2 separate regions of the Homo sapiens genome follow, and region 1 is linked to region 2. The links are chromatin contacts, found by Hi-C or POLR2A ChIA-PET in ENCODE. All regions are on one chromosome and are shown on one strand. The core of a region is the stretch at or near the end of the contact, and the rest is flanking DNA. Distances in the headings are between cores, read along the strand shown. Region 1 overlaps GABRR2 (gamma-aminobutyric acid type A receptor subunit rho2). Region 2 overlaps ANKRD6 (ankyrin repeat domain 6).

What was found. Hi-C counts contacts between places; a loop is a spot of excess contacts on that map. ChIA-PET counts read pairs that join two places held with the same protein, here RNA polymerase II (POLR2A). Pooled maps may share reads with other maps.
Region 1: a loop to region 2 is called in a pooled map, with 2.6 times the contacts of the local background. The contact joins two enhancer-like sites. A Hi-C loop is called at or near these places in 1 of 37 single-sample maps with no recorded cell type and 6 of 50 pooled maps. POLR2A ChIA-PET finds 5 or more read pairs at or near these places in 1 of 52 experiments (endothelial cell of umbilical vein).

The regions. Positions count from the first base shown.
Region 1 is chr6:89,294,737-89,301,164 of GRCh38, forward strand. It overlaps GABRR2 (gamma-aminobutyric acid type A receptor subunit rho2), which reads right to left. Exons shown (of 9, transcript NM_002043.5): 2 at 5,023-5,129. Among named protein-coding and RNA genes, the nearest start is that of GABRR2, 17 kb to the right of the region's middle. RefSeq lists enhancers at 2,593-3,792, 3,178-3,487, 3,914-3,983. Within about 2 kb of position 4,200, at least 17 of the 41 ENCODE cell types and tissues checked have a DNase peak (open chromatin) inside an H3K27ac peak, as active enhancers do.
Region 2 is chr6:89,595,959-89,602,284 of GRCh38, forward strand. It overlaps ANKRD6 (ankyrin repeat domain 6), which reads left to right. Exons shown (of 16, transcript NM_001242809.2): 3 at 1-56. Among named protein-coding and RNA genes, the nearest start is that of MDN1-AS1, 39 kb to the right of the region's middle. Within about 2 kb of position 3,998, at least 3 of the 41 ENCODE cell types and tissues checked have a DNase peak (open chromatin) inside an H3K27ac peak, as active enhancers do.

The DNA.
Region 1 (6,428 bases), core at 2,950-5,449, 300 kb before region 2:
CCCATTAGCTCGTCATTTACATTAGGTATATCTCCTAATGCTATCCCTCCCCCCTCCCCCCACCCCACAACAGGCCCTGGTGTGTGATGTTCCCCTACCTGTGTCCAAGTGTTCTCATTGTTCAATTCCCACCTATGAGTGAGAACATGTGGTGTTTGGTTTTTTGTCCTTGCGATAGTTTGCTGAGAATGATGGTTTCCAGCTTCATCCATGTCCCTAAAAAGGACATGAACTCATCCTTTTTTATGGCTGCATTGTATTCCATGGTGTATATGTGCCACATTTTCTTAATCCAGTCTATCATTGATGGACATTTGGGTTGGTTCCAAGTCTTTGCTATTGTGAATAGCGCTGCAGTAAACATACATGTGCATGTGTCTTTATAGCAGCATGATTTATAATTCTTTGGGTATATACCCAGTAATGGGATGGCTGGGTCAAATGGTATTTCTAGTTCTAGATCCTTGAGGAATCGCCACACTATCTTCCACAATGGTTGAACTAGTCTACAGTCCCACCAACAGTGTAAAAGTGTTCCTATTTCTCCACATCCTCTCCAGCACCTGTTGTTTCCTGACTTTTTAATGATGGCCATTCTAACTGGTGTGAGATGGTCTCTCATTGTGGTTTTGATTTGCATTTCTCTGATGGCCAGTGATGATGAGCATTTTTTCATGTGTCTGTTGGCTGCATTAATGTCTTTTGAGAAGTATCTGTTCTTATCCTTTGCCCACTTTTTGATGGGATTTTTTTTTAATTTGTTTGAGTTCATTGTAGATTCTGGATATTAGCCCTGTGTCAGATGAGTAGATTGCAAAACTTTTCTTCCATTCTGTAGGTTGCCTGTTCACTCTGATGGTAGTTTCTTTCGCTGTGCAGAAGCTCTTTAGTTTAATTAGATCCCATTTGTCAATTTTGGCTTTTGTTGCCATTGCTTTTGGTGTTTTAGACATGAAGTCCTTGCCCATGCCTATGTCCTGAATGGTATTGCCTAGGTTTTCTTCTAGGGTTTTTATGGTTTTAGGTCTAACATTTAAGTCTTTAATCCATCTTGAATTAATTTTTGTATAAGGTGTAAGGAAGGGATCCAGTTTCAGCTTTCTACATATGGCTAGCCAGTTTTCCCAGCACCATTTATTAAATAGGGAATCGTTTCCCCATTTCTTGTTTTTGTCAGGTTTGTCAAAGATCAGATGGTTGTAGATGTGTGGTATTATTTCTGTGGGTTCTGTTCCATTGGTCTATGTCTCTGTTTTGGTACCAGTACCATGCTGTTTTGGTTACTTTGGGGGCCCAGGCTCTACTTCTAACTAGAAGCCTGTCAGGGGCTGCTTCCAGGGAATGAGACACCTTCTATATCACCTGCACAGAGTCACCTTTGTGCTGTCTGTGCAGCCTCCTTTCTCACAGAGACCTGCCCATGAGGTGCTGAGTGAAATGGGGACACCCAGGAGCACCTGCAGGGAAGGTTTCTTGGCTCTAAGCCATCTTCAAATGCTCCCATAGGGTTCAGGTTATAAAGATCATTGACAGCACAAGCAGTGGGAATCCCCGTCCTGCGATCATCCCATCTTGCCTGGCTGGCCAGAACTCTGGGTGTCTTATTTATGGACTCATGGAGGCAGGGAGCCCTGGTACCTCACTATGTGCTCTCCTCCCCCCGTTTCATCCAAGTGACATCTGGGCATCCAGGAAAGCCCTGCAGGAGATTACAGGTGCCCAGAGGACCAACTGCCATGGGGAGGAGGCTTGGAAGGAAGGAGGAGTGGCCCCCACCTATACTGTGGTGGCTGAGATCTTGACTTCTATGGAAGGTGATGCCTCTTTCCTTAGCAGCTTCCCCAAAGTCAGAGCCCTCCCCAGGGTCAGAAGCTTACCCAGGCAGGGGCAGGGAGCAGTCCTGACCCTCTACGCTCTGGAGGGCCCCACAGAAGGGCCCAGCAGATGCAGTGGTCACACCACAAGGAGTCCACTTTCCTCCTGGAACTGGCTTGAGGAAGGAGCAGCGTGATGGGGACTGTGGCGTGTTGCAGCATTCTGCTCAGAGTCAGGGTTTCTGGGAACATGGCAGGATTTCATCTGCCGTTCCAAGAGCTAGCTCCTGGTGGGAGCATTTTCATAAGGCTTTCGCTTTTGCAGCTGATGTCACAAAAGAAACCTAAGTTCTGCCTCTGGCTGTTCGGTGGCCATCACCTAACTCCTTGGACCCCAGGCTCTTCTTCTACATACTGAAGGTACTGACCAGGTGATGGCCCAGGCTCCTGATAGCATCACTAGCCTTGGGTAAAAAGGTACAACACATTGTTCGGAATAGCACCCACACTCGGTGCACACCCACAAAAGACCACACTGAGGCACGGCCACGTTATGACTTTTGAGGACCCTGGGCACTTTTGCTTCATGGGCCTCTTCCTCTATAAAAAAATATCAAAAAGCATATTTTATGATTGTGTTGGTTTAATGATGAACATATTAATAGTATATATTAAAACAACTTCTGCTTAAAAGTTTGTTTTTCTTATTTTAAGATAAAGCAAAAACATTTTGTTGTGGGCCCCAGGCAGTGTGCCTATGCCGCCTAATGAATATGTCAGCTCTGCGCCAAGACATGCAAGTAGGAGACAAGAAAGGGACCCAGCTAGGAGGGGGGTCCAACCTCAGCTGACCTGGGACATTTACTTCACCTCTCTGTGCCTCAGTTTCCTCATCTGGGGACAATAATAGTATCTACTTTGTAGAACTGATGAGAGGATTAAAATAAGATTACATATATATATGTACCTTGATTAGAATGGTGCCTGGCATAAAAAAAAATCCCTATGAAAGTGGTAGTTGTGGCTGGGCACAGTGGCACACGCCTGTAATCCCAGCACTTTGGGAGGCTGAGGTGGGTGGATCACTTGAGGTCAGGAGTTCAAGACCAGCCTGGCCAACATGGTGAAACCCTGTCTCTACTAAAAATACAAAAGAATTAGGCATGGTGGTGCATGCCTGCAATCCCAGCTATTCAGGAGGCTGAGGGAGGAGAATCGCTTGAACCTGAGAGGCAGAGGTTGCAGTGAGCTGAGATTGCGCCTCTGCACTCCAGCCTAGGTGACAAAGTGAAACTCCGTCTCGAAAAAAAAAGTGGTAGTTGTCATGCATGTTATTGTTGGTTATTGTGTTTCCTAGCCACTGTACGCCTCTATGCTCTTAACTGTTGCTGTGCAAGAAAAGTGGAGCTTCTTGCTTTTGGGGACGCCTTGCTTAGACTTCCTGGAGCAGATGTAGCTATTTTAAAGCTGCTTATTAGTATAACTTTATTTTCGTAAAATTCCTTGGCAGGCTTGCCCATGACGAATCCCCGAGGAAACCCAAGAGCTACCAGAAATATGGTGGCCTCTTCTTGACCTTCCGTGGGCGTCAATCAGGTTGCGGTTGGAAGGGAGATGAGTCACAGGCCTGTAATCTGCCACCTGCTTTTCTCCTTCTGCTTAGCAGGTGTCAGAGCTCAGGGAATTTAGTGGGAGGCTTTGAGGCCTTTTAAAATGCATAGGCTTCTGGGATAAATTAATTTCTTAATCCCTTAACAGTCACACAAGAGGAAGGTCTGGCAGCTGGGTTTTTCAGAGGGGACAGGAACAAATGTCTGTCAGGGGTTTTACATACATTATCTTGTTTAATCTGGACAACAACCCCATATGTGGGGATTACTCTCCCCATTTTATAAACAAACAAATGGAGGCTCAAAGGATTGGTGACCTGCCTGGAGGTCACAGCTACTCCTTTTTACTGCCCCAGAATGATAGGACCTACTAGAGGATCAAGGGCAGAGAAAAAGGAAAAAGGGAAGCCAGCCCGCCTGGGTCTGTCTTGGCCAAGGTTCATCAACTGAAATTCTTGGTGCCTCAGTTTCCCCAAGAGGAGAGGAAAGTTGGCCCAGGGATCTCATACATTCTGCTATTCTTACCCCACTCTCTGCCTAGTCAGAGCAGATGACTGATTCCTTTCCCAGCTGCTATGGCCTGAATGTTTATGTCCCTGACAAATGTGTATGTTGCAATCCTAACCCGCAATGGGATGGTACTAGGAAGTGGGCCTTTGGAAGGTGATGAGATCCTGAGGGTGGAGCCCTCACCAGTGGGATTAGTGCTCTTAGAAAAGAGGCCCTAGAGAGCTGCCTTGCCCCACCCACTATGTGAGGTTACAGTGAGAAGGCACCGTCTATGAACAGAAAGTGGGCCCTCAGCACACATGGAAACTGTTGGCACCTTGATCTTACTTCCGGCCCCTGGAAACATGAGAAATACGTTTCCATTGTCTATAAACTGCCCAATCTATGGTGTTTTGTGTGAAAGCCAGAACTGACTAAGACACTGTCCACCTTCTCCATAGCATTTCTCTAGTTCCTGGGAAGGACACCCACTGGCCATGCCTCCCCTCCCTGACCCCAAGACTAACAGAGCACCTTTGGGGGCAGGTGTGCAAGAAATCTTTGTAATGAGTTAAGCTCTTGTTGCTGCACTGGAAAACAGGTGACTCCATCAAAACAGCAAACTCCCAGGTAGTCATGGCAACAAAGTTGCAATGCCTTGTTCAGAATTCCACTCACACCCAGACACACACACATGCCAAAATAGTGCAGAGGGAGGGCCACACTAGGACTTTTGAGGATCCTGGGCACCTCTGCCTTCATGGGCCTCTTCCTCTATAAAAATGACAGAGGAGCTATTTTGTGTCCTGATTCTCCTTGCCTGCTCTTATATTTGTAGGACAAAAAAGTTGGCAGCTGCAGGGCCTGTCTCCTTTGTGAATGTAAATGGCTTAGTCACTGGTGGGCCCTCTTTAGTCAACGGCCCTCTCCACTACTTCCTGCTCTTTTCTCCTTGGGAAAATTAGGGACTCAGGAAATGGAGTCAGATTTATGTGAGTGGGAAAATTGCACCATCTGAGGAAGCGCTGTGCCAGAGGGAGCCAGAGAGGGCAGCACATCACATCCCTGGGGCCAACCTCCCACCTGGCATCAAGGAAGAACAGTCCTACCTCCGAAGGCGGGTCTCATGCTGAAGTCGTGCTCGTCCACTCTGAGAAGCTGCTGAGGCTTTCCCTTCCGGATCTTGGTCACATCAAGGTTCTTCTTATATAAGTGACTGTGAAGACAAGCAAGAAACTATTTTCCATCGGCTCTTCAATGCATTGAGTGAGATGATTTGGGCTATTACTCCCTGCAAGATCTACCTGTTAGGTACCTTTTCTCCATTCTACTTCTTGGCCCAGGGGAGAAGGAGGGCTGAAGGACCCTCCACACACACGCCAGATCCTCACAGGTAGACTGACCTGAGGACCAGGTTCTTCTGGAGCCTTCTGAAAGTGGATGCCCTCCTGGGCAGGACAACATTCTACCTTGGTAAAGGCTATAATTGGATGAAAATGGTTGGATTGGCTGCTAGCTAGACTAATAAAGAAGAAAAGGGAGAAGATCAAAATAAACACAATTAGAAATGAGAAAGGGGGCTAGGTGCAGTGGCTCACACCTGTAATCCCAGCACTTTGGGAAGCTGAGGTGGGCAGATTGCTTGAGGTCATGAGTTTGAGACCAGCCTAGCCAACATGGTGAAACCCCATTTCTACTAAAAATACAAAAATTAGCTGGGCATGGTGGCACACACCTGTAGTCCCAGCTACTCAGGAGGCTAGGGCACAAGAATCACTTGAACCAAGGAGACGCAGGTTGCAGTGAGTGGAGATTGCGCCACCCGGGTGATAGAGTGAGACTCTGTCGCAAAAAAAAACAAAAAGAAATGACAAAGGGGATGTTACCACTGACCCCACAGAAATACAAATAACCATCAGAGACTACCATGAACAACTCTGTGTACACAAACTAGAAAACCTAGAAGAGATGGATAAATTCCTGGACACATACACACCCCAAACCAAATAGTGAACCAGGAAGAAATTGATTCCTTGAATAGACCAATAATGAGCTCCGAAGTTGAAGTTGAATCAATAATAAATAGCGTACCAACCAAAAAAAAAAAAAAAAAAAAAGGCCCAGGACCTGATATATTCACAGCCAAATTCTACCAGATGTACAAAGAACTGGTACCATTCCTACTAAAACTATTCCAAAAAATTGAGGAGGCGGGACTCCTCCCCAGTTCATTCTATGAGGCCAGCATCATCCTGATACCAAAACCTGGCAGAAACACACACACACACAAAAGAAAGCTTTAGGCCAATATCCTTGATGAACATTGAGGCAAACAATCCTCAACAAAATATTTGCAAACCAAATCCAGCAGCCCACCAAAAAGTGAATCCACCACAATCAAGTAGGCTTCAATCCCAGGATGCAAGTTTGGTTTAACATACGCAAATCAATAAATGTGATTCATCACATAAAACTAAAGACAAAAGCCACATTATTATCTCAATGGATGCACAAG
Region 2 (6,326 bases), core at 2,748-5,247:
TTCCTGTGGTCCAGATCTTGCTGAAGGCTGGCTGCGACCTTGATGTCCAGGATGATGTGAGTAGAAGCCATCATTCTATCAGGCTGAGTTGGCAGGGGAGGTTTTCTGGCTAGAAATCCACAAAGTGTAAGCTGTGAGATGGGAGGGTAGTAGATGCTCTCGCAGCACATTTTAGCTGCATCTTGGTCTCTGTGGCAGCAAGAACTTCCTCTGGAAGACCTGCTCTGAGGCCCATTCTCAGTAGCAAGTTAGAGTTTGGGAGTGTGGGGTGGTTCTCCATCATGGTTCACTTCCTGTCTATTATTCAAGTGATCACTTCCTCTCTATTGTACAAAATGCCTCAAAGGGGATTTTTGCCTGTGTCCTGTCTCAGCATAAAGAGACACACACATGCACATTAGTGAGTATGGGCAAGACTTGCCGGAAATGTGTGTCAATGACCAAATTTACCATTGGAGAAAAAATGGGGATTAAAAACTTAATTTTTTTCTCATCTTAATTTCTCTTGGTCAGTGAATATGACATGGAAAATGATCTATTCAAGTTGGGGAGTTGGGGGAAGACACAGATCTCATGGAATCTAAGAAAAAGGAGGCCTCCAGAAAGAGTTTACTCTGCCACCATGCTATTATTGAGACATGGCCATCAACCAACTCAGCTCTGAGTCTATTCATTCAGGTTATCTAGAGATGGACTCTGATTGGCTCCTCTGGCATCAAGTGGCCAATCCTGAGTGAGTCAGCAGTGGCTGGGGTGGAGTCACGTAGTACAGTGGGCTGCCCTACTGGGTCTTTGGAGAAGGTGGTTCTCTAAGAAAGGACCATATAAATTGTCCTCCAACAGCTATTAGGAAAAGGTCTTTTGATAATACAGTTGAAAACTATTTTTAGAAATGGTTGCAACACTAATTCATGTAGTAGAACTCTAAGAAATAAGAACTTTTATGGGGAACACAGAATGTTGGAGTGTTTGCACTTATAACCTCTTCCAAATTCACCTTTAATAACTGTAGTTATAGAGTGTGATTCAAATTTCACATCTTCAGATATGCTACAGTGTGGTTTACTAAAGTGCTTCTAGTTTTCTTTGGGTCTGTGTATAATGTCATAAAACTTGGCAAACACACAGTAAGAAGGACAGTACTTGCAAAGAAATAACTATGACTGTTTTATGCATGGGCAGAAGGCCATCCAGTGTCTTTCATAAATCTCTGGTTATATCTGGAACTTGCTGGGTCATCAAAGATGTTATTTTCAAAAAATGTTGATTTAGCTTTAAGCCATTGATTTCTACCTTAGGTCATAATACTTTTTTATTTTCCTGCACTATGGTCATCATAACATTCTCAACTATATCATATCCTTAGATGACAGGAACAAAAATACAAGGAGAGAGAAAAGATTTTGGCCACAGAAAAGGTGGGGAATTGAGTTATTACTGGTGCAAACATGTTGGGATGCATTTGGTCTTCTCTTCGCATAATTAAAGGCTTTGCTTGCCACAGTGGCAAGGCCAAAATGCCAGGCATGCTAACCCATTCCAACTTGACACCCCTGCCTCACATCCTGGGCTCTAAGTATCACTGTGTTCTCATGCAGCAAAAGCCTTGCTAATTTCCTAGAACTGCTGCTGTTTATACCAGGCAAGGTAGGAAGTGAAACAGGCAAGAATTTTCTTAGGTAGCCAAAGTGAGACGTGTCAGCAGAAGAAAAGCCAGCTCTACTTTTAGACAGAGAGAGTCCCTTTTATTTATTGAAGGTATTTTCTTGCATCTTTTCCTTGTCCTAGAGAGACAATGCATATATTGCTTCTCCCAGATAAATTAAAATAAAAATACAACAACAAGAAATAATTGGGAGTGGAGAAGGTAGAATTGACCTTCACTAGTTCTGAAGAAATGCATTTGCCAGCAATATGATCCATGCCTGTTCTCTGTGTATTTACCATGCTGTTGATGACCAGCCTTGAAATACATGCAAGAAATCAAGGAAGAAAACTCTTGATGTGTGTCCTTTAAAGAATCTAGGAGATCAGTTATTTGAAAAAATCTCAGAAGTTACCTGTCTTGGATGGTGGGTAGAAACAGAGAATGTTAATGATATGAAGAATTTACTCCTAACTTCATATTCTACAGATACTGATCTTTATGGCATGGTAAGAACTGAGAATTAGTTGAAGAATGACCTCCAGTGGCCTGGAGTGGGATTATTATGAATTTCAACCTGTGGAAACCAGTTCTTTAGATTATGCAACTCCAGGAGCAAATTCTTTCTTGCTTCCTGCCAATCGTGTCAACTCTCATTGGAGCGCTAATGCCATCTCTGATTGGTCAATGAGCAATCACATAGCTCCCGCCTCAGAAATAGTCCAGGATGCTGTGGCCACAGTGAAAGCCATGAAAGAAGACAAAAATAAGAAAAACCACAGAGGGAAGGTTAGGAAGGACCCTAGAAGATCAGAGAGAGAAAAAGAGGTCAGCAACTTGCTTTACACACCTAACCTGTCTTGAGCTTCCTTGCAGTATGTCTGCCTGTGCCACATGGGGGTGTTTCCTCTTGAAGAGGCGCACACTGCACCCTTGCATGACTGAAATCTGCCAACACTACACTCACTCTTTTTCACCATGTAGGAAAGAAAAATAACAGTATTTCAAAACAAAGATTTAGACCTTATAGGCACCAAAGCTCTTAAAATCCCAAAGTGAGAAACACTGTCTCAGAAAAACTGAGAGCTGGCAGTTCACGTACTTCGCAAATGGGTCAACATGTTCCAAATCAAAGTGCCAAACTGCAAGGTTGCAGGCCCTTCAGGTTTCCAGCTACAGCATCTTTCCTTCTGCTTCTTGTAGTTAATCATTCAACAAATGCTTTTGGGGCAGCTCTAGTGGCTATGCTTTACTTTATGAAAGAGGCAGTCCCAACCCCACAGATGCATCTGACCTTTTCTGAGGCTCGTCCTAAGGTTAATGACTTCACAGGTTGGAAGCAGCTTGGGGTGAGTGCAAAGAGCCTTGACAATTTGATTTCTGGTCCAAGCATGCTGTCCTAGGCTTATCAATAAAATGAGAGAATTAGACATCAATAAAATGAGAGAATTAGACTTGGCACACAGTAGGGAGTCAATAAATATTCAGTCCGGGCCTGGTGGCTCACACCTGTAATCCCAGTGCTTTGCGTGGCTATGGAGGAAGGATTGCTTGAACCCAGGAGTTGGAGACCAGCCTGGGCAACATGGCAAAACTCCATCTCTACAAAAAATAAAAAAATTAGCTGGACATGGTGGCAAATGCCTGTGGTCCCAGCTACTCAGGAGGCTGAAGTGGGAAGATTGATTGAGCCTGGGAGGTGGAGGTTGCAGTGAGCTGAGATCATGCCACTGCACTCTAGCATAGGTGACAGAGTGAGACCCTGTCTCAAAATGAGTGGATGTTCACCAAATAGATAATTCAGTAAACACTGTTGAGAGTGCTCTACCTTTTCCCAGCATTTAAGAATTTCATGATTGACTTAGGTAGGTATCATATGCAAGTAAGAATTATGTCAAAGTAGCCACTTGTATGTATTGAGGCCACATCTTGTTTCTTCGTGTCATTTCAAGGAGGAAATGTTTCAATGGTAAATTTTAATCTTATAGGAGGAAAGAGTCCATTTGTAGATAACTGACCCTGTTTCAACTGAGGGCCTCAAGGTACTAAATTGTTTGTGTTGTATTCTAGGGAAGAATAGATCCAAGATGATAACCTGAGGCAGCTATTGTTTACATGTTTCATGTCTCTCACCTCAGAGCCTTTAATTCTCATCTTGGTTACTTGAGAAGGGTGGGTTTTTCAAAGCCTGAGAAAGCGTATTGCCCAGTCCTCCAGAACCATTCCAGCTAGTGTCAGCACAGCTAGCAGTACAGCCAAGGACAGCCACTTTTGGTAGGGAGAGTCCGAGCCTGGCCTGACAGCAGTGTTTATCTGACCCGGGCTCTCGGTGAGGTCTCTGTCTGAGAGGACGGCTGGAGGGGGAGCTGTGGCCTGGAAACAGGCAGGACAGCCAAAAGGTCCCCCAGAGGAAGGGGTGTGCAGGACCTTTGCCAGCAGCTTAGGACACTATGTGTTCTCGCCGCAACCTCACACAAGTCATTAGATTTCCTTGAGTCTTGCTAGTCTGGAAATGTCCTCCCAAGGTCTGAACTGAAAGTTAGATTGAGCTGCTTGCATTGAGCTAGAGTTTCACAAAGGAAAATTTTCTCAAAGGAAGCAAATACAGTAGATTGATGATGAAAGCAAGTAATAAATAACTTGGTGCCATTCCGGCTCCAAAGATACCTCAACTCATAATTTAGAGGGCAGCTTGTGAAACATGACAAAAAATATTTGACCTAAACCAAGGCTTAGGTTAGTCTGTGCCGTACCATCCAGTGAAGGCCCTTCGTGAAATAATTTGTACAGCAAGAGTGGCTAACACGACCCATATGCTCAGGGCTTGTTGCTCATACTTCATGAACAATACAGAGTGATAAGCTTTGTCCTGGAAAAAGTTGTTTTTATTGGTCCAAAGAGCACTAGAGTGTAAGTAGTTTGTGGTTATATTAAAAAGCCTGTAAGAAGTGGAAATCTAACCAAGTCAGCACTACCCTGAAAGCGTGAGCTGCAGTCGCGTGGTTCTTGCTAAGAAGGGCACTGTCTTTCTTAGCAGGTCAGTAATCATCATTGCACTGGAGGCCTATTTTGGGAAATTCCGTCACCATTCTGATAGAGAAATGGGAAGTCTTGGAAATCTTACGGAAATTTTAAAAAGTTGAGACGTGGGGCCAGGCACGGTGGCTCGCGCCTGTAATCCCAACACTTTGGGAGGTGGAGGTGGGCAGATCACTTGAGGCCAGGAGTTCAAGTCCAGCCTGGCCAACATGGTGACACCTTATGTCTACTAAAAATATAAAAAAAAAATTAGGCATGGTGGCAAGTGTCTGTAATCCCAGCTACTCTGGAGGCTGAGGCAGAAGAATCGCTTGAACCTGGGAGGCAGAGGTTGCAGTGAACCAAGATGGCACCACTGCACTCCAGCCTGGGCGACAGGGCGAGACTCTGTCTCTAAACAAAAACAAAAAGTTGAGACTTGGGCAGTATCTCATATGATTACTAGTTTCCTTGTCTAGAACTGCTTTCTAAGAGGTCTGAGGTAGACAGCGCAAATGGCACAGCCTACCTCCTGCAGCCACTGACCCAGCGGCCACATTCTTTTTTTAACCACTGCAAGGGTTCTCTTTGAATAAGGGGTCTGGGAAGGTGGATGAGAAGAAAATCAGCCTGAACCTAACTGATAACAGGAATAATAGTTTAGGATGCTGAAGGGGGGAGGTCGGTGGTGGCAGTGCTGAGGACAGTGATCTGTCCTCAGTGTCCTGACCCCCCCTCACTGCAGAAATTCCTTACCTTCCACAAATGAACAGTGGGAAGAGAGTCTGTGACAGGGACAGTCCTGTTACTGGGGTATTGTTTCTGCTCAGACTTCTAATAAGTAGCGGTTTTTCCTGATGCTAAAAGTTATCCGTGTTAAATATAAAAAGCTGGAAAATATTAAAAAGTATAAAAAGTTAAAAGAGAAAAATCCTTTCATGGATTTTTAAAGGGAGACTTTTTAATTTTAAGAAAGCAATTTTGAGTTTTAACTAGGATTTTTTATTGTAATAAAATATACATAGCATTAAATTTACTGTCTGAACATATTTACGTATACGGTTCAGTGGCATTAAGTACACTCACATTGTTGTGCAACCATCACCACCATCTATCTTTAGAACTTTGTTTCAGATTACATGTTTTTAATGTGCATTGTTTGTTACAGATCTGGGGAGTTTAGTAAGTAGAATCAGTATTTCGTTAAGGTTGTTTATAGGTAGCAGTGCATCCTTCTTTTAAAAAATCTGTTTTATCTTATGATGGCCTCTGTCCTCTTTTGGGCCAAGCACCAGGGACGCCCCAGAATGTTTTCTTTGCCCCTCTGGTGCTCTGCCAGGAAACTTCACAAAACTCTGACCAGCCACATCATAGAATCCAAGAAGGCAATGGAGGGACCCTGGGATCATCCAGGGTGACACACCTGAGGTCCAGCAGGGTGACAGGCTTCTAGCAAGCCATGCACAGCCCAGGCCTCCTGACCCCTTGTCTCGTGCTCATTGCTTTCCACCAGAACATTTCCACACTGCCCACCCATCCTCCCTTTCAAGGCTGGACCACAGGCTCAGCTTGATTTACCTCAACTTAGCTTCCTGAGGACCTGTCAGAGATAAAGGGTGCTCTTAGAGACTTCAGAACTCTCCTGTTACAGTCTTGACCTGCT